5 separate regions of the Homo sapiens genome follow, and regions 1, 3, 4 and 5 are each linked to region 2. A link is a loop called in an ENCODE intact Hi-C map of the cell type or tissue named here. Cell type or tissue: GM12878. All regions are shown on one strand. Each heading gives the region's core, and the rest is flanking DNA. Links, peaks and the distances in the headings are about the cores only.

What was found. Hi-C counts contacts between places; a loop is a spot of excess contacts. Peaks named below come from ENCODE experiments on the same cell type or tissue, not always from the same donor. Only the 100,000 strongest peaks of a DNase experiment are listed, where the experiment ranks them.
Region 1: it touches region 2 in a loop (2.5-fold over the local background); 2 of 110 quality-filtered maps call a loop at or near these places.
Region 3: a loop joins it to region 2, with 3 times the contacts of the local background. A loop is called at or near these places in 2 of 110 quality-filtered maps.
Region 4: it touches region 2 in a loop (2.7-fold over the local background); 7 of 110 quality-filtered maps call a loop at or near these places.
Region 5: it touches region 2 in a loop (2.3-fold over the local background); 9 of 110 quality-filtered maps call a loop at or near these places.

Annotation. Positions count from the first base shown.
Region 1 is chr5:132,416,926-132,423,141 of GRCh38, reverse strand. It overlaps CARINH (colitis associated IRF1 antisense regulator of intestinal homeostasis), which reads right to left. Exons shown (of 4, transcript NR_161242.1): 2 at 3,202-3,319. LINC02863 (long intergenic non-protein coding RNA 2863) reads left to right here. Exons shown (of 2, transcript NR_186381.1): 2 at 1-478. Among named protein-coding and RNA genes, the nearest start is that of LINC02863, 6.7 kb to the left of the region's middle. RefSeq lists an enhancer at 2,192-2,331. In GM12878, for the core only: a CTCF peak has its summit at 3,309 (motif pointing left); a DNase peak (open chromatin) is centred at 2,061; H3K4me3 peaks cover 2,205 bases; H3K27ac peaks cover 2,934 bases.
Region 2 is chr5:132,659,766-132,665,644 of GRCh38, reverse strand. IL13 (interleukin 13) reads right to left here. Exons shown (of 4, transcript NM_002188.3): 3 at 5,817-5,879; 4 at 4,535-5,470. The coding sequence ends at 5,363. Among named protein-coding and RNA genes, the nearest start is that of IL13, 4.5 kb to the right of the region's middle. RefSeq lists enhancers at 159-686, 1,483-1,792, 1,863-2,042, 2,203-2,252, 2,673-2,752. In GM12878, for the core only: CTCF peaks have their summits at 2,671 (motif pointing left) and 3,853; DNase peaks (open chromatin) are centred at 2,284 and 4,163; H3K27ac peaks cover 3,644 bases.
Region 3 is chr5:132,881,402-132,885,401 of GRCh38, reverse strand. It overlaps AFF4 (ALF transcription elongation factor 4), which reads left to right. Exons shown (of 21, transcript NM_014423.4): 19 at 283-326; 20 at 1,842-2,062. Among named protein-coding and RNA genes, the nearest start is that of LEAP2, 9.7 kb to the right of the region's middle. In GM12878, for the core only: a CTCF peak has its summit at 1,973 (motif pointing right); no DNase peak of the experiment used is centred there.
Region 4 is chr5:132,523,266-132,529,481 of GRCh38, reverse strand. No RefSeq gene overlaps it. Among named protein-coding and RNA genes, the nearest start is that of IL5, 17 kb to the left of the region's middle. RefSeq lists an enhancer at 2,667-2,716. In GM12878, for the core only: a CTCF peak has its summit at 2,536 (motif pointing left); DNase peaks (open chromatin) are centred at 2,561, 3,231, 3,465 and 4,031; H3K27ac peaks cover 2,167 bases.
Region 5 is chr5:132,709,158-132,715,373 of GRCh38, reverse strand. KIF3A (kinesin family member 3A) reads left to right here. Exons shown (of 19, transcript NM_001300791.2): 9 at 4,317-4,415. Among named protein-coding and RNA genes, the nearest start is that of KIF3A, 25 kb to the left of the region's middle. In GM12878, for the core only: no CTCF peak of the experiment used is centred there; no DNase peak of the experiment used is centred there.

The DNA.
Region 1 (6,216 bases), core at 928-4,927, 240 kb after region 2:
CAGCCCTGCAGCTCCCACTTTGGAGGAGACTTGCCCAGGGACCTACAGCTCTGAAGCTTCTCTGACAGCCTCTGCAGCTCTTGGAACTTATCTGGGCTGCTGCTGTGCAGACCATGGATGCATAGCTGAGTTCCTGCCCCTGATTTCCTAGAGTCTCAGAAAGACAGGGAAGTGACTTACCCAAAGTCCCCTTTCACCCTATAAACAGTTCAGCCCAGGGAGTGAGGCTGACACGCAAATGCAGCTATGTATAGACTCAGAGTCATCCAAGGTCAGGGCTGGGTGGAGCCTTGGTCACATGCAGGCCAACCTGTGTCTGGAGATAATGCAAGCCAGTGCAGGGGTTAGCGTGTACATGGACTCTGGAGTCTGGCAGATCTAAGCCCCACCCACCAACCTGTGACCTTGGAGAATTATTTGAAAAGACATTATTTGAAAAGCAGATGTAAAATGGAAATAAAAGTTCCTATTTAAAACAGTCAGTTGTCCCCCATTCAGAAGCCTATTACAGTTGTCCCTTAGCATCTTCGAGGAATTGGTTCCAGGACAGCTCCTCAGATACCAAAAGCCACGATGCTCAAATTCCTTATAAAAAGTGACGTAGGGCTGGGTACAATGGCTCGTGCCTGTAATCCCAGCACTTTGGGAGACCGAGGTGGGCAGCTCACTTGAGGTCAGGAGTTCAAGACCAGCCTCGCCAACATGGTGAAACCCCGTCTCCTCTAAAAATACAAAAAATAGGCGGGCTTGGTGGCATGCACTTGTAGTCCCAGCCACTCGGGAGGCTGAGGCATGAGAATTGCATGGATCCGGGAGGCGGAGGTTGCAATAAGCCAAGATCGCACCACTGCACTCCAGCCTGGGTGACAGAGTGAGACTTCATCTCAAAAACAAAAAACAAACAAACAAAAAATGTGTAGCACAGTCAGCCCTCCGTATCCACAGGTCCACACACAGAACCTGCTGGTATGGAGGGCCAACCGTGCTTCCTATTCTTTTTTTTTTTCTTTGAGACAGAGTCTCACTCTGTCACCCAGGCTGGAGTGCAGTGGCACAATCTTGGCTCACTGCAAGCTCCACCTCCCAGGTTCACGCCATTCTCCTGCCTCAGCCTCCTGAGTAGCTGGGACTACAGGCACACGCCACCATGCCTGGCTAATTTTTTGTATTTTTAGTAGAGAAGGGGTTTCACCATGTTAGCCACGATGGTCTCCATCTCCTGACCTCGTGATCCACCCGCCTCGGCCTCCCAAAGTGCTGGGATTACAGGCGTGAGCCACCGCGCCCGGCCACTTCCTATTCCTTATGGTATCAAATTCAAACTCCTTGGCTTGATAGTCAAACTCTCACCACCACTGAAATCTGGTTAACCAACCTGTCCAATACAATCTCTCTGCACTCCTCCAAATAATGTTCAAGTTGGACCTAAGTGCTCCCTAGTCCTTCTCACACCTGTGTGCCTGGAAACACCACCCACCTTCTTTTCTCTCATCTGAATTTACTAGAGCCCCAGAGGCAGGTCTCATAGTCTTCCCTGACTTGGGTTTTTTTGGCACTGACTACTGGGCATTCATGATGGGACCTGCCCCTGGGGCTCTAGTATTTGGTGTTACAGGGAGGAACACAGTTTTGATTCCCCAAACAGAACAAAGGATCCTTGAGGGCAACTGTCTGTTGTCATTTCATGTCTCCCCCAACCAGGCATTAAAACACGCATAGAAATTCCTGCTGATGGGCTCTTGTGAAGTTACAAGTTACAATTTGGTGAAAATGCCCCCAAGTATTTCCTCTATTTCCCAAGGAAAGGAAAAGAAAGATATAGAAATTAAATTAAAGACAAACTTAAATCATTCCCATTTCTGCATGCTTGGTCTGTGTGGGAAAAAAAAATCATTTCATCTCTGTCTGCAACGCAGACTTGACAAGTTGAGAAACTCCCTAAAAACAAAGCATACAAAAAAAAATCATACCAATTAGTCTCACTTAAAGGTTTCAGGAAGGAAAACACAGTTAAACTGAAAACGGTTAACTGGTGTTTAAAAAAAAGAAACCAGCCCGGAAATGTTTTTAGGACTGCGTCTATCGAAGTCCCTTAGGGACTGATTTGTCCTTCAATATATTCATAGCACCTGCTTTCACCAAAACCCAGCAGCCCAACGCTAGAGCTTTGTGAGTGAGATGCAGAGTGGAACTGGACATGGAGCTACACAGCTCTGAATCATGTTCCCCAACAGCAAGCAACAGCCACATGAAGGATTCCTGGCAGTGCCCTCTAGCCACTACAGTGGGCCATGGGAAGCCATACAAACAGCAAATGGCATCCTGCAGCCCCAGCTTCTCCTTCTGCCGCATTCCTCTCTCTGTCCATGCCTCTGCTTCCCCATTGGCCCACTGGCCAAATACACTCAGAAAAAAGTCCATGCACAAGCCTCCACCCAAATTAATTCCACATTCTTTCAAGAGAGGCCTTGAAAGGTACTGAAATTCAGGGAAGCTCTTCACTAGACCCCTCACTGGAATGCCAAGAAGTGATGTAGTGGCCCTTGACATAAGGGCTTATTCCCATTTATGAAACTGAAATTATTTTATTCTAAGCACAAAGCTAACAAATGTGATCAAAACAGAAAATAAACAATCCTCATTCAAGTGCTCAGAATGCAGCACAAATAGGATCTTGGGATAAATAAGATAGAGCTGTGAAATTAATAGGGGTGAGAAGAGGGGAGGGTCAGCGGGAGAAGTCCACCAAGGGGCTGAAAGGCCTGTGCAGGCAGATGGAAACCCTGGGTTCTTAGGGGCCAGGCATGACAGTGCAGAATAGTCCACCCTGGGAGTGACTGGAAGAAGGACTGCAGGGTCCCCGTGAAGAACACCTCACACTCCCAGCTTGCCACACACTTGTTGAACTATTCTGGGTGGATACCTCCTACCTGGATGGCAAAGGAGACAGGCCCAAGATGCAGAAGGGAAGGGAAGTCACACTTACAATGCAGAGGATGCGCCCTTGTCCCTCATACTCTCTGAAACATTGCAGGAATAATTCTGGTTTCACTGCTATTGTTTGTTGTTTTTGTAAATAAACCGCAAAAATCAACAAATGGCCTCAAAATTGAACACATGTGATTTACACCAATTCATATATCAAAACACAAATAATGCAGAACAAATTAGAGAAAAACTCCGGTCAGGCTCTCCACTCACCCATGGCTGGTGGCTGGCATTCAACTCTCCAGCAGCCAGGGAGTCCATTTTCTTGTTTCTCTGCTGGCCATCCTCAGGACTTGCGGCGGGGAGTGGGGGGCCCAGGGTGTGCTGCCACCTGCAGGCCAAACAAGGAAAAAACATAAGCAACGGCCCCAATCATCCGCCTGAAGCCCCTCCTATATCCTCAGGCCGCTGGAAGACCTGGATGCCCGTCGTGGGACAAGAGCCAGAAGCACTCACCCAGTGCCAACACCTGCTGGGCCACAAACAGTTTCTGCTTGGGATCCCAACACAGGCAGCAGAGTCAGCAAAAACTCTAAGATATCAAGAAGTCAAGCATTTCTTAACAACAGCAGCAAACTCTTACACAGGGCTGTGGTTACCAGACACTGCTCTAAATAACTTACACTTGTTTACTTATTTCATCCTCACAACAACGGGTAAATATTTTAGGTCTCTGCCAATTTGCCTGATTACTGAATTAGGTTGAATCATTAAAATGAATAACTTGATAATACCCAATTTCAAAGAGGGGTCACATATGAAAACTCTATGAGAGATTCTCAGCATCTTGCAGACATTCATTCCCTAAATATTCATTGAGTGTTTGTTATGGACGAGACACTGTTCTAGGACCTGGGAAGAGAGGAGCGAACACACAAGACAAAGTCCCTGTTCTCACGAAGCTTCTGTTCCAGTGCGGGGAGGCAACAGTAGAAAAGGAGACAAATGCCATGCAGAAGAAAAAGCAGGGAAAAAGAGATAGAGCACAATGACAATGCTGTTAATACCCATTCATTTATTCACTTATTTCCAAGGACTTACTAACCATGTCATTTCTTGCCCACAGCTGCATGCCAGGCACTATGCCAGATAAAATTGTGGGTAAGAAATAGACATGGTCTCTGCCTGTATGGAGTACTTACATAAGAGGAACATCTATTATTAGTCAAATAATCACCTAAATAAATGCAAAGATGTTAATCTGTGATAGGTGTGATAGCAGAATTGCATGTAGTCCTTGTGAGAGCATCTCAAGGAGGCCTGACCTTGTCTAAGGGGAGGCCTGAAATGGAGTGTGGGGAGGAGCAATGTGTTAGTCCATTTTGCATTGCTATAAAGGAATATCTGAGGCTGGGTAATTTATAAAGAAAAGAGGTTTAAGGCGGGGTGCAGTGGCTCACACCTGTAATCCCAGTACTTTGGGAGGCTGAGGCAGGTGGATCATCTGAGGTCAGGAGTTCGGGACCAACCTGGCCAACATGGTGAAACCCTGTCGCTACTAAAAACACAAAAATTAGCTGGGTGTGGTGGTGCACGCCTGTAATCCCAGCTACTTGGGAGGCTGAGGCAGAAGAATTGCTTGAACTGGAGAGGCTGAGGTTGCAGTGAGCCAAGATCGTGCCACCGCACTCCAGCCTGGGTGACAGAGCGAGAATCCGTCTCAAAAAAAGAAAAAGAAAAGAAAAGAGGTTTGGCTCACAGTTCTGTAGACTGTACAAGTGTGGCACCAGCATCTGCTTGGCTTCTGGTCAGGCCTCAGGATGCTCACAATCATGGTGAAAGGTAAAGGGGGAGCTGGCATGTCACATGGCACAAGAAGGAGCAAGAAAGGGGAGGAGGTGCCAAGCCTCCTTTAAACAACCAGCTCTCGCCTGAACAGAGTAAGAACTCACTCATTACCTCGGGGAGGGCACCAAACCATTCATGAGGGATCCAGCCCCATGACCCAAACACCTCCCACCAGGCCCCACCTCCAATGCTGGCGATCACATTTCAACATGAGATTTGGAAGAGACATGCATCCAAACCATATCAAGCAGTGTCCCTGTCAAAAGCACACCCTGTGCACAGGCTGGATCATGGGTAGTTGGCAGGGACAGGAGGCAGGGTGAAGCTGGAGAAGCAGTGTAGGTGACCCTTGCATGACACTCCCAGCCACAAGAGGAGTTCGAGCCTTAACCCTGGAGAACTGGAGCACCACACAAGGGTCTTAGGCAGAGGATTAATGCATTTAGATGTGTACTTTTAAAAGATTATCTATGTAGGCTGAGTAATGGCCCTGCCAAAGATGTCTATGTGTGAATCCCTGGAGGTTGTGTGTATGTTCCCCTATATGGCATAAGGGACATTGCAAATGTGATCGAGTTAAGGGTCCTGAGAACCGGAGATTATCCAGGTGGGCCCAACATAATCACAAGTGTCCTTATAAGAGGGAGGCAGGGGGAGATCTGACTTCAGATGAGGAGCCTCAGAATGATGTGGCACGAGAAAGACTTGGCTTCGAAGAGGAGGAAGGGGCCCTGAGCCAGGGAATGCAGTGGCCTCTAGAAGCTGGAAAAAGCAACAAAACGATTCTCCTCTAGAGCCTCCAGAAGGAACGCAGCCCTGCCAAAGCCTTAATTTCAGGACTTCTAAAAGAGTAAATTTGTGTTGTTTTAAGGCACTGATTTTGTGGTAATTTGTTACAGCAGCAATAGGAGAATAGGACATACTAGCTCCTGTAAAAAACCAGACTGGACGTAAGGGCGAGGCGAGGCAGGGACCAGCTAGAGGTCACTGCTGTGGTCCAGGCAAGAGGTGTGAGAGCTTGCACCACAGTGGTGGCCGTGGGGATGGAGAGGAGTGGTGCAGTTGAAGGACCCCAGCAGGGGAAGAGCTGACCAGTCAAAGGTCTCGCTGCAATCTGGCAGATGTTACTGGAATGCCACAACAGGCCTCTTTCAGGCTCAGGCCCTGGCTGGCTCACCCTGGCTACAGCCCAGCAGCTTTACAGAAGGAGGAAGCTCACACCAGGGCTGTAGACCACTCCCAGGCAGATGCACCATTTACTCACTTAACCTGCCAACCCCATTCCCACAAAAAAGTTCAAGAGTCTCCAGGAACAAGCCCTAAGAAAGAACACGTGGGGAATTTTTACTAGGCAAAAGGTAGCAATTATTTCTGCCAAGCATTAAGCCTTGCAGCGAACTTTTTTTTTTTTTTTCCGTGAACAGAGATTTTGTAATTCTG
Region 2 (5,879 bases), core at 1,880-5,879:
ACTCTCCCTGCTGTGCAGCCCCGGACTGTTCTATTTCCCACGGTAGCGGCTACCACCGCCCGACACACTGAGTGTTCTCTCGTTGGCTTATTCTGTCTCCCTGCTAGAAGCAACCTTGTTTTGTTTAGTGGACCCCCAGCACCTAGAGCAGGGTCTGGCACCCAGGCAAGGCCTCAATCCATACTTGTTGAATGAATGAGTGGAGCTCCATTTCCACGGAGCCACTGAGACGTGGCTGAAGTAACAACACTAGAAGTCAGGGACACAGCTGGGGCTTGAAGCTGGGACTAGTTTCACCCTGAGCCCCCGGCTATATGCTCTGCCTGTGTTCCTGAGAGGGGAGGGGATGGGGCCCAGAGCACAGACACATGGAGGGCCCCATCCAAGGGCACAGGGACCGAGGGGAGGAGAGAAACGAGGCTGGCAGGCAGTGGCATAGACTCCGCTTTGCGGAGCTGTGGGGAAGTAGCTCTGCAGGCTGTTGGCTTCTCTTGCCTTTCAGAAGCAGGTGGAAGGTCCTTCTCCCAAGAGAGGCAGAGCTGCTGAGGAGTCTGCAGGAATGCTCCATCTGTCCCCATAGTGTTAATGTCACTTCAGCCTCAGAGCTAGATGGGCGGCCTACCCTTTCCCTTCCCACTCCCGCTGGCTCCTGTGCCCTGGCAGGCCAGGGCCTAGTGAAGACCCCCAAGAAGGCAGCACCTTCCTCTGTCTTTGGCAATGTGGGATCTGATGGGTCCAAGAGTGCCCAACCCATGGGAGGAGCGGTGCTAGTCCTGTCTGGCTGAGGGGCTGCCTTGCAGGCCCCTGCAGACCCCCACCTCCTCTCCCGAGAGGGCCGGCTCCCCAGGGAGGACTTAGGCTGGTCTGAGGGGTGCTGGTGCTGGTCCAGCCGGGGGATGCTGCAACCAGGTCTCCTCACTGGCCTGTCTCGGTCCACATCCTCCATGGAGCAGACATCACGTTCATGTTCTTTTTGCTTTTTAAAAATGAAATTTATCCTTGTCTCCCATTGGAAAATGAATGCATGCTCATTATAGAAAATGTGGGAAACAGATCAGAAGAAAGAAGAGTAAATAAAAATTGCCTTTTCCAATGTGGCATCACCACAGCTCCTCTGGCACAGGGCCCTGGGCTGGGCAGGGAGTTGTGGACTGTGTGGCCAACAGGCCATCGGGCTGTGGGTCTACAGGGGATGCCATCGGTGGCTTGGGCCTTCCTCCCTTGAGGGTTTGGGGAAATGGTGTCCAGCCCCCGCACAGTTGTCCACAGTGATGCAGAGAGTGGAGCTGACGAGAGTTGCTATATTTAATTTTGGTGCCTGCGTCACCTCTGACCACACAGCAGCGTCTGCCCAGGCAGGCAGCACATGGCTGGGGGTGTTTCTGAACGACGCTGTGAGAGAATCACTTTCCCCAAGAAAAGGTATAGCAGAGGGGAAGGGAGAGACAGCAACAGAAAGTGAGGTCGTAAGTAGAAAATTGCTTCTGGGATTTCAAATGGCTTTGTCATGGGGCCCTCCCTTGCTGCCGAGAAATCAGTTGATCTGGGAAAGTTTGTTGCAAACCCTTGCCCTCTTGCTTTTGGGTGGAGCTGAGAAATGAATGAAGATAATGGGGCTTTATGAGTGTGGGGGAGGGTAGCTGAGGAGACAGCCACCAGTCCTGACCCCAGCTTGGACCCCTAGAAAGGCCAGATAGGAGCTGGCCAGTGTGTCCCTGGCCAGGCTGTCCTGTCTGGAACATAGTCAGCCTGGCCCCAGCCGGACCTTCTTAGAAGGGAGGCAGGCGAAGTGGGAAACAGGTTTGGAGTGTGTTACAATGCACCAGCTAGATGAAGGGCATAGGCAGAAGACATTTCTCTTTGACCCTAATGAAAAAGCGATAAGCCGCTGGGCCAGGTGAAGGCCAGGCTTCAAGCTGCTGCCTCGGTCACAAGGAAATAAGATGCGGGCCTGGTCCCCTTGGGGCCTGCTCCTTCTCGTCCTGCGCAGGACAGGGGGCCAGCCTCGGAGAAACCTGCCAAGTGACTGGGAGCATTTTCTGACACCTCATCTGAGCAGCAAACTGAGGTGTTTGGTGCCGAGTTCACCGGAAACTCGCGTGTGTCTCACTTCTCACTCAAGCCCAGCCTCTCTTCCAGTGAAACCTCCTGGGCTGGGGTTCCCGAGGTGCCAAGGGGCTCCCCGCCCTGGGCCCCATGGCCAGCATCTTCCTCCCACTCACCAAGCACTCTTCTCCCTTCTCAACCCCCTTCTCTCTGAGTCCTGCTGAGGGCTTGCCTTGTTTATGAAAGAACTTAGGCCACGTGGTTAGAGAAAACTCCCAGCAAACACCACCAGGGCTCAGTCCCCAGGGAGGGAGGTTCCCAGCCACAGTTGCAGTGCTGACACTTACCTACCTTGTTCTGTCTTCCTTTCTCATTCCTGACAGGGCCCCTTCCCTGTCGCCACCAGCTGCAGCTTGGTTCTGTGGCTCAGTAAGGTGTCACTCATCCCTGGAGAGCCCCACGCCCTCTCCAGCCCAGGGCACACTGCCAGTGACCACAGGTCCCCCTTCCTGGGGAGCAGCCTGGAAGGTGTGAGGGACAGGAGCTCGGCGGTGGCTGAGGAAGTGGCGAGCTGCAGACCCCTAGTGGGGCCCGGGACGGCCATCCGCACTGTGCACCTGCCTCGCAGGCTGTCCTGAATGTGTGGCTCAGAGCACGGCCTTGGAGGATCCCGAGGAACCTTGCCCCACATCAGCCTCAATTCCAGTCTTTGTTCTTGAGGGAGTCACGTGGAATTTCACTGGAAGGGTTTCCATCTTTCTGGATAGGCAGGGCAATACTTTGGCTGGGCAGAGAGGACATGGGTCAAAGATGATGCTACTGGGAGATAGATTTCTAGGTCTTGTTTACAAAGTCATTACCCTCCGTAAATATCCTTCCAGCCTTAAACCCTAGGCTCTGGATGGAGAAGAATGCCGAGACCCTGACTCCCACCCACCTCCCCTGGCTTCCAAGACTCTCTCGTCCTTTGCGGAAGCAGCCACTGCTCACCTCCAGAGGGGAGGCCCTCCCGAGGGAGGACATACAGCTCCCCCAACCCGACCCTCTGTTGTTTCTACAGAGTTCTTTCAGGGGCTAAATCTTGAGTGCATGTGGTGTCTTGGTTGTCACTAGCCCAGGTGTCTGCTGTGGGGTGGTCCCCCGCAGGTATTTCCTCAGCAAACGTGGCAGGACTTAATAGGCTTGGCACCAGAGAGCCGGTCCTGTCTCCTGCCCGGGACAGCCTGCTGGAGACCCAGCTCTTGCACCATCACCCTCTTCACCCCCACAGTCTTCTCTCCTCTAGGCCAAGTGTCCCCTGCCCCCTGCACTGTCAGGTTTGCCTTCTTCCGTCGCCTCTCCCTGGGGAAAGTGAGTGGTTCTGGAGTAGCTGGCCACCATCATCAGCCCCCTGGCGAACTCCCTGCCACGTCCTCTGCTGTTGCGTGAATGACACAGCCATGAGCAGTCGAGGGCGGCTGCCTTCAGGGACTTCTGAGCATCACTGTGGTGTTCCCATAGGGCTCTGGGCTCCCCAGGGAGGGCACCTGCCTGTCACTACAAGTTTGAGACTGGTTCTTGAAGACCATCACCCACTGCAAAGGCATCCCATCCTGGAGTCACCCTCTGCCCTGGGCACCTCCCAGAGAGTCACAGTGAAAAGTGTTGCTGACGGGCATGGCCTGGAGCTGTGGCTTGGTAAGGCCCGCTGGTCTCTGCACTCCAGCTGCTGACCAGGGCCATGGGGAAGGAACAAGAGCTGCTGAGGAGTGGCCTAGCCAGAGCCCTGTTCACAGAGGTGGTGCGTGTGTGCACCCTAATGGCGAGAGCTGTCCAGAAATGCAATGGGCTGCCCCTCAAATATAGGTAGGGACCTGCCTGTCAGTGAGAGGGCCCGAACAGGTTGATGACAGTTGTACAGGGGGAAAAACTCCATTCAGGACAGGTGACATTTGGACAGAAATAGGCAGGGTGGTTAAGTGTGTGGGCTTTGGAGTTAAAGTGAATTTTGGACCCCAATCCCAACTTTGCTCCTTTACCTCAGATGAGGCTCTGAGGCCCCAGGACCCCAGTGAGGAAGTAGCTACGTGACCTTAGGCAAACCGCCCACGCTTTCTGAGCCTCACAGTTCTCATCGGCCTCCTGGGTTGTGAGGGAGACATGGATGTGTGGGTGGTGCCAGACACAGCTGGCCAGTCCTCAGGAGATGTGATTGTGAGACTTCCTGGGTCTCCGTCTGCTCCTGATGCCCTCCTTGAACCCTGACAGTCTGGCCCAAGCCTCTCCGTCCTTGCTGGTGCAGCAGACAGAAGGTGGGGCTTCCTTCAGGCCATGTCCCCACCCTCGGGAGCTAGCTTGCATTCAGCCCAGGTCACTGCACCCTACCCTCGCTGTAATCCATCCCAGTCCCCTCCTCCAACCCACCAGCCTCCCGAAGAGCTCCTCAGAGTCTTCAGACCACAGACCAGTGTCCCCAAAGGCCAAAATGAAAGACAAATACAATCAGGCCTATCTGTCACCAACTTTATTTCTGGCTTCAGTTTGATAGTCAATGAAACAACTTGTTCAATGTCCCCTCCCCCAGTGTTCAAGGTACCCTTCTATATATTAACTCTTTGCTAACATATTTAATATTTAAATACAAGGAAAAACAATAAATTACTCGTTGGCTGAGAGCTGGCTGCTGGCTGGCAGACAGGAGCGGCTGTTCTGCCCCTCTCCTGACCCTGCCTCGGATGAGGCTCCGAGGCCCCAGGACCCCAGTGAGGTAGCAGAATTCTGTACACAGTACTTATTACCAGGGACTCCTGGTGTCCACTGCTTTAGTGCTGGGGCCCTGAGTCTCTGAACCCTTGGCTCCAAGTGCTAGCAGCCACAGTCTTCCCCAATCCCCAACGGTGACAAACACACTCATTTAAATAACACACAATAATAAATAAGACCAAGAAGAAGTGTGCCTGAGCTGCTGTCTGCCTCAGTTGCCTGTGTGTGAAGTGGGTCCCTGTCCCACCACATGTCTGGCAAGGGGGGCACCCACTGTAATGCTACAGTGTGCTCTAGGGCAGGGGAGGGGTGTAGGGACATGTCATCCCTGGGTCCACCGAGCTCAGGGCCCTGGACAGAGGAGGCCCACCAGGCTGAGCCCTGGGCAAGGGGAAGGCTGAGGTCGGCTAGGCTGAAGACGGGCAGCACAGGCTGAGGTCTAAGCTAAGGAATTTTACCCCTCCCTAACCCTCCTTCCCGCCTACCCAAGACATTTTTGACATCAGAAAGAAAAATGAATCTGCAACTTCAATAGTCAGGTCCTGTCTCTGCAAATAATGATGCTTTCGAAGTTTCAGTTGAACTGTCCCTCGCGAAAAAGTTTCTTTAAATGTAAGAGCAGGTCCTTTACAAACTGGGCCACCTCGATTTTGGTGTCTCGGACATGCAAGCTGGAAAACTGCTGCAGGACAAAGAGGTCAGCACATGAGTAGAACGCCAGAGGCCGGGACGACTCGCACAAACCAGGGGCTTTCCAGGGACTGTCTCATTCAGTCCTCACGGAAGTCCCCATGAGGTGGGTACTGTTAGTACCTCTACTGTACAGATGTGGAAATTGAGGCCCAGGTAGGAGTTAGGAGCCCTTGAGCCCAGATCCTGTAAATCCCGAAGGCCACGTCCCTGCTGCCACAATGGCCCCACCCCTGGGTGGACACACACCATGGATATTCAGCCAGCTTCCCTTCAGCGAGCCCAGGGTTGGCAGGAGGGGGTGCAGGGTGGGTGTGAGAGGGTGGGGGATGCCTTACCCCAGCTGAGACCTTGTGCGGGCAGAATCCGCTCAGCATCCTCTGGGTCTTCTCGATGGCACT
Region 3 (4,000 bases), core at 1-4,000, 220 kb before region 2:
GGGAGTAGCTGGGATGTATCCCCCTTCCCTTTATCCATGTGTTACTCATTATTTCCTTGCCTCTTCTGTGAAGTCTTCCAGAACACCCAGCTCTCACCTAATAATTTATTTCTTTTGTACTTTTACACACACACACACACACACACACACACGTATTTTGGTGTCTTAAATATTTACAGCTGCTCACGATGAGCTCTTGCCCAAAGCTTTTAAATATATTTAGAACTTCTTAAAGTAGTGGTGGTTTTTGTTGTTGTTAAGTACATTTTACTTTTTCCACAGAATTCTTATAATAATTCTCAAGCACCATCGCCTGGCTTGGGAAGGTAGGTAAAATTTTATTATGTAAAATATTATTGTGGCAATAAAAGTGAAATGAGTATGGTCCAATTTCCAAAAATGGAAAGATGACTACTTTTTAAATAAGTAAAACCATCTCTGATAAAATATTTTTAGAAGTTATAATTTTTTCTCTGTATTTTTTAGGAATTGAAAATATAAATGAACATAATCATAAAGATTAGATATGAGACGTTTCACCTGTTAAGAAATCTGAGTTTTTACTAGCACTCAACCCTTTTCACAGTTTGATTTCCATAGTTACTTGGACTTATCACAGCAGGCTTATCTTTAGTCAGATCTTGGCACTGCCAGAATTTAGTAACAATGACATGATTGTGATTTCTCCTTCATCTCCACGTCACTTTCATCCCACCTATCTCCCAAAGGATAAAAAACACCATGGAACCTTTTAAATTGTATCTGTTCAGTTATTATGTTTATAAGAATTGACATTCTTTGTCCTGTGTGTATTTTCTTACATAAGTTTATAATGCTAAAAGTGCAGATAAAAATACAAACAAGCCGGGCATGGTAGCTCACGCCTGTAATCCCAGCACTTTGAGAGGCCGAGGTGGGCAGATCACAAGGTCAGGAGTTCAAGACCAGCCTGGCCAACATGGTGAAACCCCATCTGTGCTAAAAATACAAAAATTAGCCGGGTGTGGTGTCGTGCGCGCCTGTAATCCTAGCTACTCTGGAGGCTGAGGCAGGAGAATCATTGGAACCAGGGAGGCGTGGAGGTTGCAGTAAGTCGAGGTCATGCCACTGCACTCCAGCTTGGGTGACAGAGCATGAGTGTCTCCAAAATATGTATATATGTGTATACACAAGTTTATTTTTACCCCAACTTTTGATTTTTCCTTTCTTTTAGTGTGTGATCATAGTCTTGAACATTTCACAAATTTTAATACTCCTGAAATGAACCTGCCAGATTTCAACATGTATGTTTTCTAAGAAATATTTAATTGGCAGGAAGCTTGGGGTGATTACAGTTGCTTGAGAGAGCTGTACCTCTTTGTTACCTCTGAGTAATTTGGTTAAACTAGGAAAGTGTCAGAAATTGTGGAGTTCAATAAAAGATGTTCCCATCTTCTACCACAGTTTTTTAGGTTAAATGTGAATTCCACCAAACTTTCTACAAAACAGTATAAAAAATATGTAATTATATGCCCGAACAGATGGAAAGTGTTGAGCAGAGAGTGAGGGGATCTGGCTTTTAAGTCTTTGAACTGTAACAAGGTACATGACTTCTTCAGTTATTGTCCATCTCTTGTTTTGTTGTTATTCATTAAAACAAAGGCTACAGATTCTAAGATAACAAGATTATGAATTACAAGATTATAGTACTTATTTAGAAGAAATTGTAGCTCTCTGAAAACCCATCTAGTTTAAGAGAATCTTTACATTTTAAATGCTTTCATGTAGAAAGAGCTAGTAGTACTTGATTTTATAATGCTTACCATGTCCATATGAACAAGCTTCCTATTTCTGTTGTGTAGCAAAGCTGTGGGGATGCCTTCCCCTGTTTCTCCAAAGCTGTCACCAGGCAATTCAGGAAATTATTCATCTGGGGCCAGTAGTGCTTCTGCAAGTGGTTCTTCAGTGACCATTCCACAGAAGATCCACCAGATGGCAGCCAGCTATGTTCAGGTCACATCCAACTTCCTCTATGCCACCGAAATTTGGGACCAAGCTGAACAGCTTTCCAAAGAGCAAAAAGGTAGGTAGGTTTCTGGATAAACTTCAAGGGATGGAATTGTTAGAAGGAACTTTTATAATTTAGTTAAGTAAGCGTTTAGTCTGTATTTAGTTTTATTATTTAGAGTTAATGATAATCTGTTTGTTAATAGTCTTCATTGCTTAGCAGTTAAACAATAAATGAAACTGAATTTGGTCAAAAGATACCTCTCATGATTCTGGTGACAAAACTAAACTGAAAATAGTTCTTGGACTAAGACAAATGTGCTTATATTCTGGCACATTAAATGCAGCTCATACCATAAAAGTAATAAAATATATGTCCTACCCTAGGATGGTTAACAGTAAATTTGGCAATAGGCATAAGATTACATCCAAACATCTGTACATCTGAGAAGGTTAATGTATAAGAAAGCATGCTCATACTGGATTTTTAGGTATATTGGAAGAAACCTGTGAAATAAAGGAGACTAGGGAATGAATAGAAATTTTTTTTTTTTTTTTTTTGAGATGGAGTTTCGCTTTTGTTGCCCAGGCTGGAGCACAGTGGCACGATCTCGACTCACTGCAGCTTCCACCTTCCGGTTTCAAGTGATTCTCCTGCTCAGCCTCCTGAGTAGCTGGGATTACAGGTGCCCGCCACCATGCCCGGCTAATTTTTGTATTTTTAGTAGAGATGGGGTTTCACCATGTGAACCAGGCTGGTCTTGAACTGCTGACCTCGTGATCTGCCCATCTCAGCCTCCCAAAGTGCTGGGATTACAGGTGTGAGCCACCACGTCCGGCCAGAATTCTTAACATTCTTTAAAATTAGGTTGTTTGAGGCTTTGCCCTTTAAAAGTTTATTATTTCCCAAACCAAGGACATGGAGAATTATAAAGTCTTTGAAGACCTTAGTGGAAAGTACTGTATAACCACCATTTTATTTAGTAGATGTTATTAGCAAATATGTGCATGCAGCTTCTCTTTAGGCAGATCCTTTACAGAGAAACACTACATTAGCCAATCAAGTGTCATTTTGTCACAGAGTACATTTAAATACTTACAGCGTGAACAGGTAATCAGATGAAAATGAAAGATTCCTATCCCTAAAGAGAGGCAATGGTGAAAGGTAAAAGTGGAATCCCAACTTTTTTTTTTTTTTTTTTGAGACAGGGTTTTACTCTGTCACCCAGGCTGCCCAGGCTGTGGCACAGTCACAGTTCACTGCAGCATCTACCTCTTGGGCTCAAGTGATCCTCGTGCCTCAGCCTCCTGAGTAGCTGGGACTACAGATGTGTGCCACCACACCTGGCTAATTTTTCTACTTTTTGTAGAGATAAGGTCTCATTATGTTGCCCAGGCTAGGAATCCCAACATTCAACATAAAGCTGTATTTATAAAAACATAATTTGTGGCCGGGTGTGGTGGCTCACACCTTGTAATCTCAGCACTTCGGGAAGCCAAGGCGAGTGGATCACCCAAGGTCAGGAGTTCGAGACCAGCCTGGCCAACATGGTGAAACCCCATCTCTACTAAAAAAAAAAAAAAAAAACTTTTTTGTATTTTATATTTGGCTGAGGCAGCAGAATCGCTTGAACCCAGGAGACCAGGGTTGCAGTGAACCGAGATCGCGCCACTGCACTCCAGCCTGGGCGACAGGGAGACTGTCTAAAAATAAATGAAAATAAATAAAAACATGGGATTTAGTTATCAGTTGGTTCATGGCATATGATGGTAGCCGAAAGTTTGATATAATCTTAAGTGTCTAACCTCACAGAGGCTGTTACAGGAAACAGGCAAAGAATGTCCTCCTTTTTGTGTCACTTGCTTCTTATACAAAAGCAATGCACAAAATGTTTTGAGTAATCAGTAGCACATTATGGCATTAAATCTTCATTTTAATAATATCTACTGCATAATAGCAATTTATCATTTCCATTCATGGAATCCTGCTTATATATAACACTTAATTTCTGAC
Region 4 (6,216 bases), core at 1,037-5,036, 140 kb after region 2:
ATCTTCTTCAAGCCCCACCACACATCATGATGCTTCCTGTTTCTCAGAAGCTGAAAAAGGTGCTGACATAATGTAATGAGTAGAATCGAGGCAGTATACACGGATCTACCCAGAGCCATGTGTGTCACCCGAGGGGCAGGTTGGACTCTCAGCTGTGGTTGGGAACATAGGCCAAATCTCTGCCTTTAGGTGGGAAATGACCCCAAATTTGAAGATTCATGGAGCAGGGTGACTCTTGCTGTTAAGAATGAGAGACTCACCGTCATCAGCCCCAAGAGATGCCTTCTGCAACAGCGAAAAGCCACCTCTTGGCAGATCCCTTTACGTGGGTACAGCTGGACTGGGCACTGGGATCCAGCTGGGGCCTGGGAAACTGCCACACTGGCACCCCCTATTCCTCCACAGTCATCCCTCACTTGTCTGTTCATTTGGTTGTTTATTCATTCACTCAGCAAATACTCACACAGCTGCAATGTGCCAGGCACTGTTCTAAGTATTGGTGGCACAGCAGGGAGCAGGACATAGCCCTGCTCTAGCAGCATCATACACATTTAGGAGGGTCAGACAACAAACAAATAAAACAACTATAAATTGTGGTAAGTGCCTTCAGTGCAAGTAGTAGAAGCAAAACAACCCAGTGTTAAGATGCTAAAGTCAGGCTACCTGGTTTTAAGTTCTGCTTCTACTGCTACCTGCCATTGGGCAAGTTAATTAATCTTTCTAGGAGTCAGTTTTCCTTTCTATAGATTGGAAGTGATCATCAAACCTACTGAATAGGATTGATTGAAGATTTATTCTTTCCAAAAATATTTATTGAGCACCACTATGTGCCAGGCACCATGCCAGGCACTAAGGATTAATAGTGAAGGTGACAGACAAGGTTCTGCCCTCCAGGAACATACATGATAGCAGAGGAAGAGTCACTGGACAAGCAAAGGCCATGTCGGATGTGATAAGGGCTAGGGACTAACGTGATCCAGGGAGATTCAGGAAGTGCCAGGGAGAGAGGGCCACTTTATATGTCTGACAAGGTGACATTTGAGAGCTAAATGATGAAAAGGAGCCATCTATGTGAAAGCCTGGGGGCTGGCGATAGTTAAACAGAGGGACAGCAAGTGTGAAAGTATAGTAGCAGGAATGAAGTTGGTGTGGTTGAAGAACAGCAGGAAGACAGATGGCTGGAGCACATTAGCAGGGAGGTAGGAGATGAGGCTAGGGAGGGAAGAGAGGGCTCATGCAGACTCATGCAGGCCAGAGAAAGGACTTTGCATTTCATTCTAGTAATGGGAAGTCCCTGAGGGTTTAAAGCAGAGGAGGGTCAGATGACTTACTTTTTTTTTTGAGACAGGGTCTCACTCTGTCATCCAGGCTGGATTGCAGTGGCACCATCACAGCTCACTGCAGCGTCAACCTCCTGGGCTCAGGTGATCCTCCCATCTCAGTCTCCTGGGTAGCTGGCACTATAGGCATGTGCCACCACGCCAGGCTAATTTTTGTATTTTTTGTAGAGATGGGATTTCTCCATGTTTCCTAGGCTGGTCTCAAACTTCTGGGCTCAAGCAATCTGCCTATGTTGGCCTCCCAAAGTGCTGGGATTACAGGTGTGTGCCACTGCACCCGGCAACTTACATTTTTAAAAGATCTCTAGCTTTTGTGTGGGCACAGATTAGGTTGTAATGTTCGACCAGAGAAACAAGTTAGGATGCTATTGCTCCATGGTGAGTGACATGGTTATACAGGGTGAATGGTGCAGGGTGGGCTGGAGGAGAAGACAGAATCCTACAGTGCAGGGCATTGTAGTGGGCATCTGATCTCTCTCTTCTCCCACCTCTATGCAGCTGCTTCTCTCTCCTCAGAATCCAGACCCAAATTTTACCTTCTGCTGGGAAAGCCTTCCTTCCCTATTTTTTGTTTGCAGGTGGCGGGGGCTCCCTGGACCTGGGATTCCCACGTTCTTCCTCCTAACTTGCTGCCTCGTGGCCCTAGACCCCTCTTGTGTAACACAGACATCAGTCAGGCTCTCTCAGGCTCCTAAGACCTGGACGACAGGCTCAAGCTCCTATTTGCTCACGTGCAAGTGGAAAGCTTTTGCCAGGGTGTTTGCAAGTTCCCTTGTGCATGACTGTGCATGACTAGCACTGACTCTCTCCTGATACAGCATGGTTAGATCTGTGTGTGGCTCATCAGGACATTCAAAAAGTAATGCCCCTGTTCTGCACCCCACAGAAGGCAGTCCTTTCCACTGAGTCCCATTCACACAGCCAAGCTGACCATCACCCGGATCTGCCTGTGGCAGAAGCAACTTCAAAGTGAGCGCTAGTGCTCCTATTCTTGAAGTCCTGTGGTCACGCTACAGTGATAGAACTTCTTCTTCTTCACCCCCTTTCCATTCTGTCTGCAGCTTTGTGCCATCTTGCCAGTTCCCCCTCTCTCTTCACCCAATTGCAGTTTATTTCTAATACACAGAGCAATTTCTGTAGCCCTTTTGTAACAATTCATTGCTCACCTATGGACCCAAGATCTCAGCTTCCTACCTCCCTCTAGTGGCTGATGCAGGTATTTCCAAAAAAAAAGTCCTAGAGCAGGATCCTGGCTGGCCACACGGCTGTCCAGTGCTGCTCCTGCCCACAAGGTTCTAAGAGGTTAAGGCTTGACATATCAGAAAAGGAAAGGAAGCCTGTGTGACACAGAAGCCTGGGTTGAGGGAGGCTACGCTCTGTGTACTGTCCCCGGGCAGAGGCGGTTTTCTGGGTCACCTGCATGTCCCAACACCGGCCTCTGGTGGTCGGCAGATGTTAATCCTAAAACCCTTCTGTCCCCACCTCAGAGGTGAAGTACCTGTGCACTAGCCTTCCCCGTCTGGGTCCCCCAAGGCCCCCACACTGGGCGCACAGGGTACAGGGAGGAGCCAAGCCCTCTGCTCCAGTTCTGCCTTCTGCGCAGGAGCCCTTTGACTTCTGGGAGTCAACCCCAGCTCACCCAACAAGGAGATAGGGCAGGTGGGAGACACCCTAAGCTCAGAAGGCCTACAGGAGATGGAGAGCACCCATCCTCCACCTCTACTCCTTCTCCAGACCACTCCACACCTCGCAGCTTCTTGCTCCTCACCCTCGCATTTGGCCCAGTGGGCACCAAGAACAAGACAGGGTGACTGGCTAAGCTGGGGCCAAACTCACTGACAGAATTGGAATTGTGTCAAAACACCACTTTTATGTCCTCACCTTTCAGGCCTGCATCAGTGTGAGCTCTGCAGAGAAAGGGGCCTGTCTTACTGAACCCTCAGATCCCAGCACGCTGCTGTCCTATGGAGGCATCCATGCATATCAGCAGCAGAATGAATGGATGGAGGGAGGAATGAATGTAATGAATGCTGCTCCTTCACTGCCACCTGCCTTCTCACCCTGCCCCTCGAGGGCAGAATACTATGGCTTTTCTTTTCTTCTTCTTCTTCTTCTTTTTTTTTTTTGATGAGGTCTTGTTCTGTTCCCAGGCTGGAGTGCAGCAGTGTGAACAGATGCATGGCTCACCGCATCCTCCACCTCCCAGACTCAAGTGATCCTCCTTCCTCAGCCTCCCAAGCAGCTGGGAACAAAAGTGTGTGCCACTATACCTGGCTAATTTTTTAGCTTTTGTAGAAGGGTCTCACTATGTTACCCAGGCTGGTCTCAAACTCCTGGCTTCAAGCCATCCTCCCACCTTGGCCTTCCAAAGTGTTGGGATTACAGGCGAGAGCCACTGTGCCTGGCTTGCTATGGCTTTTTAGAGTTTCTCACCCAATTACCTCCTCTACTCAATTTCTAGCTCCCATTTTTGGTTCCTCCATGGCCTTTGTCCCCCAAATCTGCCCTTGTTGTCAGAGCACTGGACTAGGAGTCAGGAGTACCAGGTTTGTCATCAGTTAGCCCTTTGTGTCTCATGGCCCCATCTGTAAACTGGAATGGGGTTTTCTCTTGATCTCAGGATGTAAGTGGGATGGAAAAGTGCCCAATCTCACTTAAGACTGTGGTTTCCTGACCCAGAGTTTCAGTTCTGTCTTTTCTTTTTCAGTATCAGGAGTGTTACATGCCTGTTATCCTAAACACACACTCACACTCATAAAGGTATAAAACTGAGTCCTCCCAGAAGTATTATCTGTCAGTTGGGTATCTGTTGTTATGTTACAGATGATTCCTTCACTCCTTACACCAACCCTGGCAGTTGGGTATGTGGATTACCCATGTGTATTAGTTCATTCTCACACTGCTATAAAGACATACCCAAGACTGGACAATTTATAAAGGAAAGAGGCTTAATTGACTCACAGTTACACATGGCTGGGGAGGCCTCAAGAAACAATCATGGAAGAAGCCAAGAGAGAAGCAAAGGCACGTCTTACATGGCAGCAGACCAGAGAGACCGCAAATGGGCGAAACTGGAACAGCCCCTTATAAAACCATCAGATCTCGTGAGAACTCACTTACTATCACGAGAACAGCATGGGGGAAACCTCCCTCTGATCCAATCACCTCCCACCAGGTTCCACCCTCCACAGGTGAGGATTATGGGAATTACAATTCAAGATGAGATTTGGGTGGGGGCACAGAGCCAAACCATATCACCATGTTTCATATGAAGAAAGTGGGAATTAGAGAGGCCAAGGAACTTGCCCAAGGTCACATGCTGGGAATGGTAGGCTGCGGTACCGCAGGAAGACATAAGATGAAATGCATGAAGAACATTCTGAAAAAAGTGAAATTTTCTCCAGTGCTTGGCTTTATCGTGAGCTGATCTTGTGATTTCTGTCACTCAGGCTGTGGATGCAAGTTAAAAAGCATCAGCTGTAACCAGTCACAGGAGGATTTCTGAGTTGGGCTGGGGTAGGGGAGAGAGATTTCTGCTTTGGGTCCCCATAGTTTCTGTAACTCTGGTTTAGTTTCCTTGTCACTGGATCCTGCATTCCTTGAGGGCAGCCATTGTATTTTATCTTTCAGCTTTACTAAAGTATATGAAAAGCCGGGCATGCTAAAGTGTACAATTCAATAAGTTTAGAATGTGTATTCACCTGTGAAACTATCAGAACAATCAAGATACTGAACACATTAATCACCTCCAAAATGTCCTCATGCCTTCCAGCAATCCCTTCTTCCCAGGCAATCACTGACCTCGTTTCCGTCACTATAGATTAGTTGGCATTTTCTAGAATTTTATAAAAATGGAATCATAGTCTAGTTTCTTTCTTTCTTTCTTTTCTTTTCTTTTCTTTTTTTTTTTTAAGAGTCTTGTTCTGTTGCCCAGGCTGGTGTGCAGTGGCGCAATGTTGGCTCACTGCAACCTCTGTCTCCCGGGTTCAAGCAATTGTCCTGCCTCAGCCTCCCGAGTATCTAGGATTACAGGCGCGTGCCACCATGCCTGGCTAATTTTTGTATTTTTAGTAGAGACAGGGTTTTGCCATGTTGTCTAGACTGGTCTCAAACCCCTGACCTCAGGTGATTAGCCTGCCTCGGCCTCCCAAAGTGCTGGGATTACAGGCGTGAGCCACCGTGCCCGGCCAGCCTGCCTTCATTGACTTGGAATAATTATTTTGAGACGTATCCATGTTGTTGCATATATCAAAACTTTATTCCTTATTTGGTTTATTATATTTTTAACATATAGTAAAAATAACATCCTTTGGTGAACAGTTCTACAAATGTATAGATTTGTGTAACCACCACAATCAAGATACAGGGCAGTTGCATTAACCCAAAAAACTCTCTCATGCTATCCCTTTGTAGTCCTACTTCCCTCTACCCAGTACCGCGACAACCACTGAACTGTTTTCCACGAATATAGTTTTGTTCTCTCAGGAATATCATATTAATGAGACTGACTTTTTTACTCATCATAATGACTTTGGAAGTCTCCCAAATTGTGTGCTTGCTCCTTTTTTGCTGAGTAGTATTCCAATGCATGGATGTATTACAATTTGTTTATCCATTGGTTGAATGATATTTGGGTTGCTTCCAGTATTTGACAATTAGGAATAGAGCTGCTATACACATTCTTACAGGTATTTGTGTTATCATATATTTTTATTTCTCTAAAATAAATACCTGGAGTAGGACTGCTGGATCACATAGTAAGTGTATGTTTATAAGAAACTGCCAAATTGTTTTCTAACGTGACTGCCAGCCTGGTGCGGTGGCTCACACCTGTAATCCCAGCACTTTGGGAGGCCGAGGCAGGTGGATCACCACT
Region 5 (6,216 bases), core at 1,049-5,048, 51 kb before region 2:
CAAGATATTAGACAGTCATGAGTAAACCAAGTTTGCTATAAGGAAAAATGCATTGCATGACCTTTAAAATATCCTTTCATACCTAAATTTGAACATGAGATTGTATTTTGGAAATTCTTTTCTAACAATATCATGCTAGAAAGTTGGAAAATTTGAAGATCTTATTTATGAGAGTGAGACGCTTCCCAGTCATTAAGTGCTGAGTGAGTCCTTGCACCTTAATGCGAGAAACAGATCCTTTCTGATTGGTACAGAGCTCCTTCGCGAACCACGTAAACAGGGCTTTGGTTTCAAAGCACCTTTGTAGTCTGTGAGAAGACTGACTAGATCAGAGGTGAAATTCAGAGACGCCAGCATCACAAATGTTTAGAGAGGGTACTTATTTAGTAAACAAGTAGTTATTGAGGAAAAGCAGTAAGAGAACTGTTAGATAATGAAATTTGGTGTTTTAAATGTGACCACTAGGTGGTATTTATAGCCAGTATGTTTTAAAGATTTTTAATTTCTTAGCGATGTTAACGGTGAGTGCATACTTTTATTTTGCTGACTTTATGTTTTACATTTTTTTGTTGTGGTAAAATATACATGACATAAAATTTATCATTGTAACCATTGTTAGTTAAGTGTACAGTTAGTGGCATCAAGTATATTCGCATTGTTGTGCAACTGTCACCACTATTCATTTCTAGAAATTTTTCATCATCCCAAACAGAAATGCTGTGCCCATTTAAGTAGTAACTTCCTATTCTTTTCTCCCCCAGTCTCTGGTAACCACTATTCTACTTTCGGTCTCTATGAATTTGACTATTCTAGGTACCTCATATAAGTAAAATCATGGAGTATCTACTTGTGACTGGCTTATTTCACTTAACAGAACGTTGAAGGTTCATCCATATTGTAGCAAGTGCCTGAATTTTATTCCTTTTTAAAAAATTGTGGTTAAACTTGCATAACATAAAGTTTACCATTTTAATCACATTTAAGTCTACATTTCTGTGGCATTACATTCACATTGTTCTGCAGTTATCCGTCTTCAGTTTTCTTCTTGCAAAATTGAAACTTTGTACTCATTAAAAACAGTATGTACCCATTCCTCCCTTCCCCTAGTTCCTGGCCAACAACCATTCTGCTTTGTCTATGAATTTGACTGCTCTGGGTATCTTACGAAAGCGGAATTGGTGGGGCGCAGTGGCTCACGCTTGTAATCCCAGCACTTTGTGAGGCCGAGGCGGGTGGATCAGTTGAGGTCAGGAGTTCGAGACCAGCCTGGCCAACACGGTGAAACCCCATCTTTACTGAAAATACAAAAATTAGCTGGGCATGGTGGCTCTCGCCTGTAATCCCAGCTACTTGGGAGGCTGAGGCAGGAGGATCACTTGAACCTGGAAGGTGGAGGTGGCAATGAGCCGAGATTATGCCACTGCACTCCAGCCTGGGTGGCAGAGTGAGACTCCCATCTCAAAAAAAAAAAAAAAAAAAAAAAAGAAAGTGAAATACAGCATTTGTCTTTTTGTGACTGGCTTATTTCATTTAGTATAATGCCTTCAAGGGTCATCCGTGTTGTAGAATGTATCAGGACTTCTTTTTAATTCTGAATAACATTCCATTGTGTATATACTACATTTTGTTATCCATTCATCCACCAATGGACAGTTGGTTCTTTCCACCTTTTGGCTATTGTGAATAATGCTGCTATGAACGTGGGTATACTAATACCTGTTTGAATTCTTGTTTTACCATTTTTGGGGTATGTACCCAGCAATGGAATTGCTGGATTCTATGATAATACTGTTGTTAATACATTTCAGTTCATTTTTGCTCTTATGACATTTCTTTTTATAATCTAGTTAATGGAGTTGATCATATCAACAATAAAAAAGTAGGCAATAGCATTAAAATAATAATTTTTAAACTTAAAAATTATTGTAGGCTATATGCAACTTGCAAACATGATATGGAGAGTTCCTATCTACCCTTCACCCAGCTTCACCTCATGTTAACATTTTTTATAAGCATACAACAGTTATTGAAACCAGGAGATTTACATTGATATAGTCTTATTAACTAATCTGTGGACTTTATTCAAATTTGGCCAGTTTTCCTTCCAGTGCCTCTTTTTCCTGGTCCAGGATACAATCCAGGATCACACACTGCATTTATTTGTCATGCTTTCTTTGTTTTGTTGTTGTTGTTGTTGTTGTTGTTTGTTTTTTGTTTTGAGACAGAGTCTCGCTCTGTTGCCAGGCTGGAATTCAGTGGCACAGTCTCAGCTTACTGCAACCTCTGCCTCCCTGTTCAAGCGATTCTCCTGCCTCAACCTCCTGAGTAGCTGGGACTACAGGCACATGCCACCTCGCCCAGCTAATTTTCGTATTTTTAGTAGAGACAGGGTTTCACCATGTTTGCCAGGATGGTCTTTATCCTCTGACCTCGTGATCTGCCTGCCTCGGCATCTCAAAGTGCTGGGACTACAGGCGTGAGCCACCATGCCCGGCCATGTCATGCCTTTTTAATGACGATGTCTAGCACACTTGTTCTTCAGTCTAATTCCCCAGTCTTTCTTGATCTTGACATTTTTGAAGAGTACTGGTCATATATTTGTTGAATGTTCATTAATTTGGGTTTGTCTACTTTTCTTTTATAATGACCCTGCAAAGTTTCTCCACTGCAAATCTATTGTTTTATGTTTCCATTCGTAATTAACATGTATCTTGTGGGGGATACTTTGAGACTGCAAAGGTCCTGTTTCTTGTCATACTTTCTTCTACTATTTTTAGTATTCATCAATAGTTCTTGTCTGCAACAATAATCCTGTGGCATTTGCTCAATGTTATTTTCTATTCTCATCATTTCTTCCTTGTTTAGTGTTTAGGATTCTATTGTATGGAAGAACAGCCCCTTCATTCCCATTTGTTTATTTATTCAAGTATTTATCTTATTTAGATCATGGATTATAATCCAGTGTTATCATTATTTATTTTGTTCATTGAATTGTTCCAGCTTTGGCTATTATGAGATCCTTCAGAGTAGTTCCTGTATTCTTTCAGCATGTGCTCATCAGTTTTTTTGAGCATTTGATTACTTTTTGGCACTACAAAAGGTTTTAGGTTTATCTTGTGTCTTCCTTGCCCAATCTTAGAATCATTCACTTCTCTCTGGTCCCTTCTGTAGGAGAATGGTATTTAGAAACCCAGTTTTGGGCACTAGCTGTGCTCATTACTACCAAGATGTCATTGTTTCTAAGCCCGAAGAAAAAAATATTTTTCAGAAATTTCTTCTCCCAAGACTCTGTGTTCCTTTCCATCTTGTACTTACAGGTACAATTATTACCTGGTTGTGATTAGAGTATATTTTACTTTTTTCTCCTCTATTTTATTTTGTTAGACATTTCATATGTAAACAGTGGCATTTAAAAATAGCTAATTTGAAGATGATATAGTGCTGATCTGTTTTATTGGCTTCATCATTCCTTTTTTGTTTTTTATCTTTAAGTTAATGTGTAGTTAACACTGTCTTTGTACAAATAAGCACTTCTTTTTTTGAAAATATCTTGTGATACAGTCCTAAAAGTGGGATCATTGTTACATGACAGTTCTGTGTCTCTTAAAAATACAGATTGAATGAATTATTTGAAATCTTAAACAGGAAGCTGTTTTAGAAGAAATTGTTCCTCAAAAGTGATCACATTTTTAAAAGACTGAATTAGTAACTCTACCACATAATTTATATATATATTTAAAATTATACATAAAGAAATGATTTGAATATTTTTATTTTTTTTTTTGAGACAGAGTCACTCTGTTGTTGAGGCTGGAGTACAGTGGTGCCATCTCGGCTCACTGCAACCTCTGCCTCCTGGGTTCAAGTGATTCTCCTGCCTCAGCCTCCCAAGTAGCTGGGATTACAGGTGCATGCCACCAAGCCCAGCTAATTTTTGTATTTTTAGTAGAGATGGGGTTTTGCCATGTTGGCCAGGCTGGTCTCAAACTCTTGGCCTCAAGTGATCTGCCTGCCTCAGCCTCTTAAAGTGCTGGGATTACAGGCGTGCGCCACCTTGCCTAGCCAGAATGGTTTGAAATTTTAAGTGGGTCAGAATTTAACTTCTCTTTAGAGACTTTAAAAATAAAGTCTTTTTGGATATCTCATCTGTGTCTGAGATTGGCATATCTGTTATACTTTCTAGGAGCATTTAAATAGTATTTAAATTTGTTGTTTGCAGTAACAAAAATCTGAGGAAGAAAGCTGATATAGGTATTTCCTAAATAGCTAATGACTTCGTACAGGATAAAAAACATTGTATTAAATTTCTGTCCAAGGAGAAGAAATATCAGGCTCTGATATCAGTGGGTCAGAGGAAGATGATGATGAAGAGGGTGAGGTTGGAGAAGATGGAGAGAAAAGGAAAAAAAGAAGGGGTAAGTTCTGTTTAGTAATCTGATTTGTAGAAATTAGGTGGTTTCACAAGGTGGTAGAGTGCATGACTTTTATTTTGCCGTTATCTGTTTAATATATTAGATAACAATTAGAACAGAAGATGTATGCCATTTACCTGGTTAACTTTGCATTTTTTCTCCTGTATTGATCCGTTTATAGCTGACTTTGAATATATGTTCTGTTTTTTTAGAATTTAGAATTGTAAGACTCTATAATACTGGGTATGCCATTTTAAAATTTCCTGTGTGTTTTAATTTTATGTAGGGACTTACATCTGTGTTAGGAACCTAAGTTTTTTTGTTTGTTTGTTTGTTTGTTTGTTTTGAGACGGAGTCTCATTCTGTCGCCCAGGCTGGAGTGCAGTGGCGCGATCTCGGCTCACTGCAACCTCCACCTCCCAGGTTGAAGCGATTCTCCTGCCTCAGCCTCCCGAGTAGCTGGGACTATAGGCAAATGCCACCTCGCCCGGCTAATTTTTTGTATTTTTAGTAGAGACGGGGTTTCACCCTGTTAGCCAGGCTGGTCTTGATCTCCTGACCTCATGATCCATCTGCCTCGGCCTCCCAAAGTGCTGGGACTACAGGCGTGAGCCACCATGCCTGGCTGGAACCTAAGTATTTTAAGGAAATTAGGATAATGTGGAGTTTTTCCACAAACAAGATTAGTCTTTAAAAGTCATTGAATTTTTAAATAGTAAATTTGTATGAGGAATTCCATTTTTAAATTTAGTTCTTTTTCTTTATAAAATGTATTCTCATTCTCACTCTGTTGTGGGGGATTTGTTGCCACGTGTGAATTAAGACTGTTTATTATGATCAGAATATAGATAATATGCAAATGAAATGGACATATTATAATGGCCTACATTTCAAACCTTTTTACCATAAATATTTATTTCAGAACTCTCTTCCATTAATGTGGTCATTGTTTTCAAGCTGGTGCATATTTTGTTTGTCTTATTAAAATGATTGTGCTAAAAATAAACCCATCACTGCTTGATTAGGAGTCCCAAATTTAAAAACTATAAAGATTTTGTAACTTCAAAAGACAGAAAAATAATGATTTATGGCAAAAATTGGCAAAATGTCTGCTGGCTAAATCCAGCTCACCACCTGTTTTTGTAAATAAAATTTTATTAAAACAGCCATGCTCATTTATTTACATATGCTCTATGGCTGCTTTCACATGAAGCCGTATGGCCTGCAAAGTCTCAAACACTTATCTGTCCTTTTGCAGAAAACGTTTGCCTGATTTAGAGAAATTTTTTTTGTTCACACCTAGTTTTTCACAGAGTAGATTATTATTTTCAAAGCTAAAGCTGATAACAGATTTGTTAAAAATAAAATTTTAAATAGAAAAATGCCAGTAATATGTTAAAATATTTAACAATAATGTATCTTCCTTCCAGGCTTAGAAATTTAAAAATTTTCAGTGAGCCTTTTGAAAGTTTTGCTATCAAACCTTAAACATATTTGATAGTTTGATATTTTGGGGGAGGGAGAGACTGAAAGTGGAGATAGACTAACCTATTATGAAGGGTAATTTATCACTCCTATAATATTTATTGTGTATGACTTTGAGTTTTAAAACTCCATTCCTTTAACTTATCAACCTAAATAGTTTCAGTAGACTAAAATCTCACCAAATGACTTCTTTATTTTTTATTCTTGTCATTTCAACCCTTTGAATGATTAGGCTTTAGGTGACCAGTAGGATCTGCCCACAGTAGTTGCTTAAAGCAGTACACTTTCTAATTCCTCTGTATGGCTTTGTAAAGTAGAG